Linked DNA regions of Homo sapiens: region 2 is linked to region 1. The links are chromatin contacts, found by Hi-C or POLR2A ChIA-PET in ENCODE. All regions are on one chromosome and are shown on one strand. The core of a region is the stretch at or near the end of the contact, and the rest is flanking DNA. Distances in the headings are between cores, read along the strand shown.

Evidence for each region. A loop is a pair of places that touch in the nucleus more often than their neighbours do. ChIA-PET counts read pairs that join two places held with the same protein, here RNA polymerase II (POLR2A). Pooled maps may share reads with other maps.
Region 2: a pooled map shows a loop between it and region 1 (2.9-fold over the local background). The contact joins the enhancer-like site here to the promoter of SNHG33 in region 1. A Hi-C loop is called at or near these places in 1 of 37 single-sample maps with no recorded cell type and 7 of 50 pooled maps. POLR2A ChIA-PET finds 5 or more read pairs at or near these places in 3 of 52 experiments (CD4-positive, alpha-beta T cell, OCI-LY7 and activated CD4-positive, alpha-beta T cell).

The regions. Positions count from the first base shown.
Region 1 is chr3:183,446,278-183,450,399 of GRCh38, reverse strand. SNHG33 (small nucleolar RNA host gene 33) reads right to left here and starts at 2,792. Exons shown (of 4, transcript NR_038302.1): 1 at 2,635-2,792. RefSeq lists an enhancer at 2,590-3,125.
Region 2 is chr3:183,513,814-183,517,906 of GRCh38, reverse strand. All of the region lies in intron 2 of KLHL6 (kelch like family member 6), which reads left to right. Among named protein-coding and RNA genes, the nearest start is that of KLHL6-AS1, 33 kb to the left of the region's middle. RefSeq lists an enhancer at 1,298-1,577. Within about 2 kb of position 1,631, at least 8 of the 41 ENCODE cell types and tissues checked have a DNase peak (open chromatin) inside an H3K27ac peak, as active enhancers do; they include CD4-positive, alpha-beta T cell and OCI-LY7, where a contact is called at or near this core.

The DNA of each region.
Region 1 (4,122 bases), core at 1,543-4,042:
TTTTCGAAAGTCTTAGTATCACCTCTAGATATTCATGTGTAGCAACTTGCTTCATTAGGCTATTTTCCCTCCCATATCCTAAATATCACTGGCTAAAAAAAGGCCTAGGAAAAATCAAAATAGACATTTCCTACATTATTATTCTGTGTTTAAGATGTATAAACAGGGAATAAGCTCTGCATTGACATCTCCAGGGAAGTTGTTCCGATATGTATTCACTGGTTATCATTTACCTTAAAGATAATTATCTTTCCAGTAGGAAACCATGACTTATACACAGCCTTGATCTTAATGAAGCCTATTGCTTTGTTAAAACAAGCTTTACTTCATAGCTAATACAGCAGTGAGCTCTGAAAACAGATAGCATGCAGATATCCCAAATGACAAAGATTCCCAACTAATAACACATCACTGCGGTTTTCATGTTGCACACTGCATTTAAACTTGACAACAGTGAACAGAAAAGGCATGGATCCCAGTCTACCCAGAAAGAAAGCTTCAGTTTGTCAGTCTGTTGAGATACAGTCCTATAAACCATATCTGCAACCCTAGTTTTTGTTTAATTTGAAACAAAAACTCCCTGCATACAGGGACAATAGTTAAAAAGAAGGTTCTGAATGGACAACTTTATACTAAGTCTTAAGTATGATGTTTTATATTTTTATAAAACCCGAAGTATCTGGGAAGTTAGGTCTCCCTGAGGGCAGACCTTAACTAATGACTCGGTAGAGACATAAACACACCAGCCTGCTGGTTCTCTGGTAAGGACGACTCCAGGGATTGACCATGCACACTGACTTAGAGTTAAGCAGCACTGAGCCACCTCCAGGGGAACAGGCTTAGAGCAGCTTGCTCACTGGCCTTCCTTCCCTTTCTATTCTATTTCTCTATTACCCTGTGATTTTTTCCTGGAAACTTTCTAATTATTTGCACAGGAATTCCTGTGTTAGGGTTTCCTTTGGGGCCCTAAGACACATGATATAATAAGTATTTTTAAACGGATGACTCTTATCTTTAAAAGCAGTATAACTTGCTACTTTTTTGACATATTCTTATGTAAAAGATAAAGTCACTTTGCCACTGCTGAATGTAAACAGAGAAAATTGATTTGGAAAAGTTTTAAAATTCAAATTTAAATATGAAAGATCTTCATCCTTTACCCGTGATACGTGCTACAGATATTTTCTCCCAATCCAGTTTTTTTTTTCAGTTGTCTTTTGACTTTATGATGTATTTGCCATGCTATTTGTTTTATGTGGTCAAATTTATCAACTTTTTATTTTATTGCTTATGGTTTTTTGAGTCATAGTTAGAAAGCCTTTTTCTTTTTAGTACTTGTATTGTTTCATTTTTCACATTTAGATCCCTGATCCATTTAGACTTCATTTTTGTTACGCTATAAGGTGTAGATCTAATTTTATCTTTTTCCAAATGGCCAACCAGTTGGCCCAGCTCTGTGTATTACAAAGCCCAACTCTGCTCCAATGATATGTGATAGCACCTTTATCTTTAACTTTCTACCTGCACTTGGGGTTATTTCTGGATTTTCTATTCTATTCTACTTGTCTTTTTATATTATTCACACACTAGTTCCACATCTTAATTATAGAGACTTTGTAACCTCTATAGTCATAAAACCTCTATGACTGCCTTCATAACCTGTATAATACAGTTTTAATTACAGAAACTAAAGACAAACATAACTGTAAACCAATATTGAACTCTGGCTAGTTGGTCTGTTTTTACACAGTGGTATGGGTTAGCAATTTTGAATCTACTTTTTGCACACGATTGAGCAAAAAAGTGAATATCTTGTGGATAAGGAGAGCCAGCTTTCTCACTCTCAGAAAACAGTTACAATTACAGAAAGGGCAAATCTGATTGAACCGTGAGATGCTGCACTGGAACTGAGTTAACAGTATGAAGTCAGCTGTTTTTTAAACATACATGTAGATAGATAGATATAAAACAGATATAGATGTGCCTGGATTGATGCATGTATGGATGTGTGTGGGGAGGGTGTGTGTATACATATAAATATACATGTATATATACGTACATACACACACATATGTACATAAATATGTGTGTTTGCATCTCTCTCTCTCTACATATATATATACATAAAATTTCCTAGCGTTGTCTGCTGAGACAGTCTAGAAGCGATGGCATCCTAGTAGCAACGAACACAACCTACAGCCCAGATACGGCTGTAAAATAGCATTCTCCAAAAAAAGGAACCAGGATTCTTTGGAGAAATGTCTGATTCCAAGGCAGGAGCTAAGTACAAGATGAGCCTGGAACATCTTGTGTCCTTAAACAGAGAATGACGGGGGGACATGTTAAAAGGACACGGGAACCAGAAGTAAGCAAATGAATAAACGGGGGAGAAAGGAAAGCGCTTCCTTACTATAGAAAAAGAGAAAACAGAAAAGCATTCTGTAGCTCGTACCGTGTGGGGGCGGGGGAAGACAGAGGCCTGGCTGCAGAAGGACGCCCTCTGGAAGGGGGACTGGAAGCCGAATCCCCTGACAAGCGGTCGCGGTCCTGTCTTTCCGCTCGAGCTTCGTTCTCCCTTCACCACCCACCCCGCGCCCCCACGCACCGATCCACCGCGGCTTTATGCCTCGTCACCTTGGCAACAGCAGCGGGCTCAGGCAGTGTCGCCACCAGTTTCTTGCACCCGCCAGCAGCACTGACGCTGCAGAGGTTGCCGCCATGTCCCCTCGGACCGGCCGCTTGGTGAAGTGCGGCTGCGTCTCCGTTGTCGTCCACATCACCTCCGTTCGGTGTAAAAGCCTCTTGTCCTCCTCTGGCCACCGTCCAGGTCTGAACCAAGAAATGAGCCAATCCCAGCGAGGCATTCGGGTGGGGGGCGTCACCGTTGAAACCACTCGGCTACAATCTGCCAATCGGGCTCGTGCCCGCGGGGTGTGGTCTCGGCCTCCGGGACCCTGGGGGTCTGCATCTACTCCGGGGTGATGTTGGGGGCTGGGAGGATCTGCTCTGTCCCCAGCCTCCTTAGGCCCTGGGTGTCCCTATCGCCGTTTCCGCCCAAGAACCGCAAGGGCCCACCCTATCGCAGGCTCCAGGGCAAGAAACCCTCCTCTTGACCTTCAATCTTTAGAGAACTGAGGTGAAGAAACGGGGCGGGAGACTGTCGTAGGATACAAAGGAGTGGAGAATAAAACAATGCAAAATTGTATAACATTTTCAAAATGTAAAAAAAAAAAAAAACTGATTAAGAAATCCTCTTAACCATCTCAAAACTGAGATTACTGAATATCTTAAAAATGAAAAAAAAAAGAGCAAGCTCTGCATATTAGTACCTGTGGGATATACCAATACAGTGCTTTTAAAAATTCAAAATAAAAGTAAATTAAATAATTCAGAAAAAATAGCAAGGTAAACCTAAGAAAAGCCGAAAGAAGGAATTCGTAAGAATAAAAGAAGAAAATAAAAAATAGAAATGGAAATGGGAATACTAATAAGAGATTTGAAAAAGGCAACAATAGGGTGGTTGGCTCAAGAAAGAAAGAGGAGCACATCAAAATACAAAATGATAAAGGGGAAATAACCATAGATACAGGAAAACTTAAAAGCATTGCATGATCAGTCAGTTCTACATAATAAATTTGAAAACTTGAATGAAATGGACAAGATTCCAAGAAAATATAATTTACCAAAACATTCCAGAGATAGAAATTCTAAGTAGACCAATTACCATAGAAGAAATAGATGTTGGCCGGGCGCGGTGGCTCACGCCTGTAATCCCAGCACTTTGAGAGGCCGAGGCGGGCAGATCACCCGAGGTCAGGAGTTTGAAACCAGCCTGACCAACATGGAGAAACCCTGTCTCTACTAAAAATACAAAATTAGCCGGGCGTGGTGGCACATGCCTGTAATCCCAGCTACTCGGGAGGCTGAGGCAGAATTGCTTGAACCCGGGAGGCGGAGGTTGCGGTGAGCCGAGATTGTGCCATTGCACTCCAGCCTGGGCAACAAGAGCGAAACTCGGTCTCAAAATAAAGGAAAAAAAGAAATAGATGTTATTAGAGAACTGCATTTCTCCATAGCTGAATCCACAGAAGCACCAGGCCCAAATTATTTCATAGGATAATT
Region 2 (4,093 bases), core at 382-2,881, 69 kb before region 1:
CCTGTGCCCTACGCACACACACACAAACCACACCCTGAGCATCAATCATGTCCGAGATGCAATCATTCTACTTAATCTTTACAACAGTGTTTCTCCCTGGTCCTTACCTCATTGCTGGGCTGAATCACTGAGCCCCAGCCATGCCACTTGCCCCTTGAATATGTGGGTCACATGTATTGCCTGTTGTGCCCTGCTAGCCTGCTGGGGCCACCACCGTCTTCTCTGGAAACTCAGGGGCTGTTTGCTGATTGAACACAATTGTAAGCTTGCCACACTGCTGGTCTTTTCCCCAGTCCACTTCCACAGTTGCCTCAGTCCCTCAACACCTGCCCTGCCTTAGTGAGCAGGTCTTTTGCAGGTCTTAGTTCCTTCCTTTTCTGCCCACTCCATGAGGCTTCCAGGAACCAGCAGGTTTCTCAGCCAAGTCTAGAGCAAGGACTGAAAGGAGTGGCTAGAGGGAGCAGAGAATGCCCCTCCTGGGGGACTGTGAGACATACTGCCACGGGAACGGAGCTGGAGCATCGCCCGGGAGAGGGGAAGAGAGGTGAGGATGGAAGATTAGAATCAATGGTAATTCACAAATTTTTAGCATGAAGACCCCTTTTAAACACCAACACAGACCTCACAGGAGAGGAACTTTACTTTTAGTGTCTATTGCTGGAGAAGAAAAGTTTTGACAAAAAATTTACAATTGTCTGGGCACAGTGGCTCACACCTATAATCCCAGCACTTTGGGAAGCCAAGGCAGGCAGATCACTTGAAGCCAGGAGTTCGAGACCAGCCTGGCCAACATGGCAAAACCCTGTGTCTACTAAAAATATTATATAAAAATTAGCTGGGTGTGGTGGTGCGAGCCTGTAATCCCAGCTACTCGGGAGGCTGAGGCACAAGAATCACTTGAACCCGGGAGGTGAAGGTTGCATTGAGTTGAGATCACACCATGCACTCCAGCCTGGGTGACAGCATGAGACTCTGTCTCAAAAAACAACAACAAAAATTACAATGAATTCAGAAATACTTTGAAATAAATTTAAATGTTATTAATCTCATCACACCTTCACACATGCTGATTTGTCGGAGCTGAAGGTAAGAATATCAATGTCTTTATAGACCCTTTGCAATAACGCCAAAGCCACTTGGACACCATGATCAACAGAATTGCTGATGTGGACTAAAATAGGACTTCAGTGATTCTGAAGTGGATTTGAAGGCACCTTGAGGGAGACATGGAGTCACATGGGTGAAGTCCCCTAGGACCTCAGATTTTGGAGAACGTCATGGGGAAGCAGAGGAGGGGCAGTGGAGATGAGGAACAGGCAGTGCTTTCTCTTGGAGGCAGACACTTCTTGTGGGAACTGCAGCCACGTCTCAAGTGGTTTCTTTGATTGTATTTTTAGTCTCCTCATTTGAGAGTCAGGTGGCTGGCTGCAACCTTTTGCTCACATGTCCCCCCAAACAGGAAGCTGGCTGTCTTTTGCCATTATCTGTCATCTCTCAGCTCTGACAAACAAGTTCATGTGTCATCGGGACAGGCCGAGACAGAAAATTTACCTTGAAGTCTTGAATAATCTTGAATGTGAAGAAGCAAAAGCATATTTAAAAGAAACCCATTTCTGGTTCCCATGATTGCCCTGCGCATCATCAGTTTCCCAGCCATTGGTTGGGATCATGTGATGTTGCCCTACACCCCTCACACTAAAAGTGTTTATTGAAGTATATTTTGGAGGAACTTAGGCAACTTGGAGATCCCCCACCTGCCTCTGTCCTCATAAAGCCTCTTCAGACTCTCCTGGCATTTTGTTAGCTCAACAATGCAACAAGTTACAAAGGCACCACGATGCTGACTGGAGCATCAACTGTACTGCCTCCTAGCAGTGTGAACTTGCATCGCTCTTTGAATTCTCTATTTGCTCCTTTATACAAATGCTAATTCTAACACCTTCCCTTTTTTACCTGTTAAATAAAATACACTTGTTAAAAAATAAAATTTATTTGTTAAGTGAAATAATGACTGGGAATGTGTCTAGCACAGATCTTGGTGCATACTAAGTGATAAATATGTCCTTCCTCTGTCCCTCTTTCTCTTCTTTTTCCAGACTTTCTGCTAGATGCTGCTAGAAATAAATACCCAAGTATGACCTAGAAGCTGCTTTGAGATGCTTGTCTCAACTGACCTTAGTACTCTGGGTGCTCCACAAAAGGGGAAAGCAAGGTGCCCAGTGGAGCACAGAGGAGGGAGGGATTCCATGTTGGGGAATAGGAGAAGCCGTCAAGGAAGAAGTAGCTTTTAAGAATGAACTTCATGAATAGGTAGGATTTCTCTACAATTCTTCTTTTCCTTTTTATTTTTAGTTTTTTAGAGACAGAGTCTTGCTCCGTCACCCAGGCTAGAGTACAGTGGTGTGATCATGGCTCACTGCAAACTTGAACTCCCAGGCTCAAGCAATCCTCCCTCCTCAGCTTCCCAAGTAGCTGGGACTATAGGCATGCAACACCACAACAGGCTAATTTTTACATTTTTTGTAAAGACGAGGTCTCACTATGTTGCTCAGGCTGGTCTTGAAATCCTGGGCTCAATTGATTCTCCTACCTTGGCCTCCCAAAGTGCTGGGATTATAAGCTTAAGCCATTGTGCCCAGCCCTTAAACAATTATTGACCCAGAATTTTAAATGTCCAGAGGTGGGGTTCCAAGCACCGTCTAGTCAAGACTCTGGCTCTCTTCCTCTCTGGATCTTTTGACTTAGCTCTCTCTCTTGTGTTGGTTTTGTACTTAGGTGGAAGGATACCAGGGAGTAACTCACCTGTCCCCTGCCAACTAAGTTCCCAGAAAAATGCCACATGTGCAAATGTTCACATACTATTGTAGGGGTTCACAGACTTTCTGGATCGATCCATTGATCCCAGATGTAATAACTCTGAATCAAGAAAATAGCCCTGGCCGGGCATGGTGGCTCATGCCTGTAATCCCAGCACTTTGGGAGGCCGAGGTGGGCAGATCACTTGAGGTTAGGAGTTCGAGACCAGAATGGCCAACATGGTGAAACCCCATCTGTACTAAAATACAAAAAAATTAGCCAGGTGTGGTGGCGTGCCCCTGTAGTCCCAGCTGCTTGGGAGGCTGAGGCAGGAGAATCACTTGAACCTGGGAGGCAGAAGATGCAATGAGCCGAGATCGTGCCACTGTACTCCAGCCTGGGCAACAAGAGAGAGACTCCATCTCAAAAAAAAAAAATTAAATTAAATTTAAAAAAAGAAAGAAAACAGCCCTGTGTGGATAGAGTCATGGCTATAATATTTATGTCTTCCTTCTTCTTGAGGTAAACTTACAGGGGGATTTCTCTGTTGAAAATGGGGTGAGCTATCCTGAGTCTTTCCTTAAAAAGTTGGGCTCTGGAGTTGGGCTTGTCTGGGTGAGGCGCGTAGGATCATAACAGATGGTGATGATGAGGAAAGGCAGCTCAGGCCGAGAGATGGCAGGAGCGTGGAAAGGCACTGCAACAGGGCAGCTCCAGGACTGCTTGGAGGAGGTGAGGAGATGGGTGCAATTGTGGCTAGAGTTCTGAAAGGGAGGTTCCTGGTGATGACTGACAGCCAGATTGTGGAAGATTGAAGGGGTGGGGGTAGGACTGTCCTTGGTTTCAGGCAATGGAGTCCCTGGACTCTGGTCCATAGCATTTATCTCAAGTGTCCTTCCACACTCCGTGTTGTATTATTTGGTTAGCGTCTGCTGCCTCCACTGGTCTGTCGGCTTCAATGAGCGCAGGCGCTTTGTCTCTGCTCACCTCTGTACACCCAGCACTAGTTGGGAGCCTCCTACATAATATTAATAGATGCTCGCAGCCATAAAAAAGGATGAGTTCATGTCCTTTGCAGGGACATGGATGAAGCTGGAAGCCATCATTCTCAGCAAACTAACACAGGAACAGAAAACCAAACAACGCATGTTCTCACTCATAAGTGGGAGTTGAACAATGAGAACACATGGACACGGGGAGGGGAACATCACACACTGGGGCCTGTCGGGTGGTGGAGGGGAAGGGGAGAAAGAGTATTAGGACAAATACCTAATGCATGCAGGGCTTAAAACCTAGA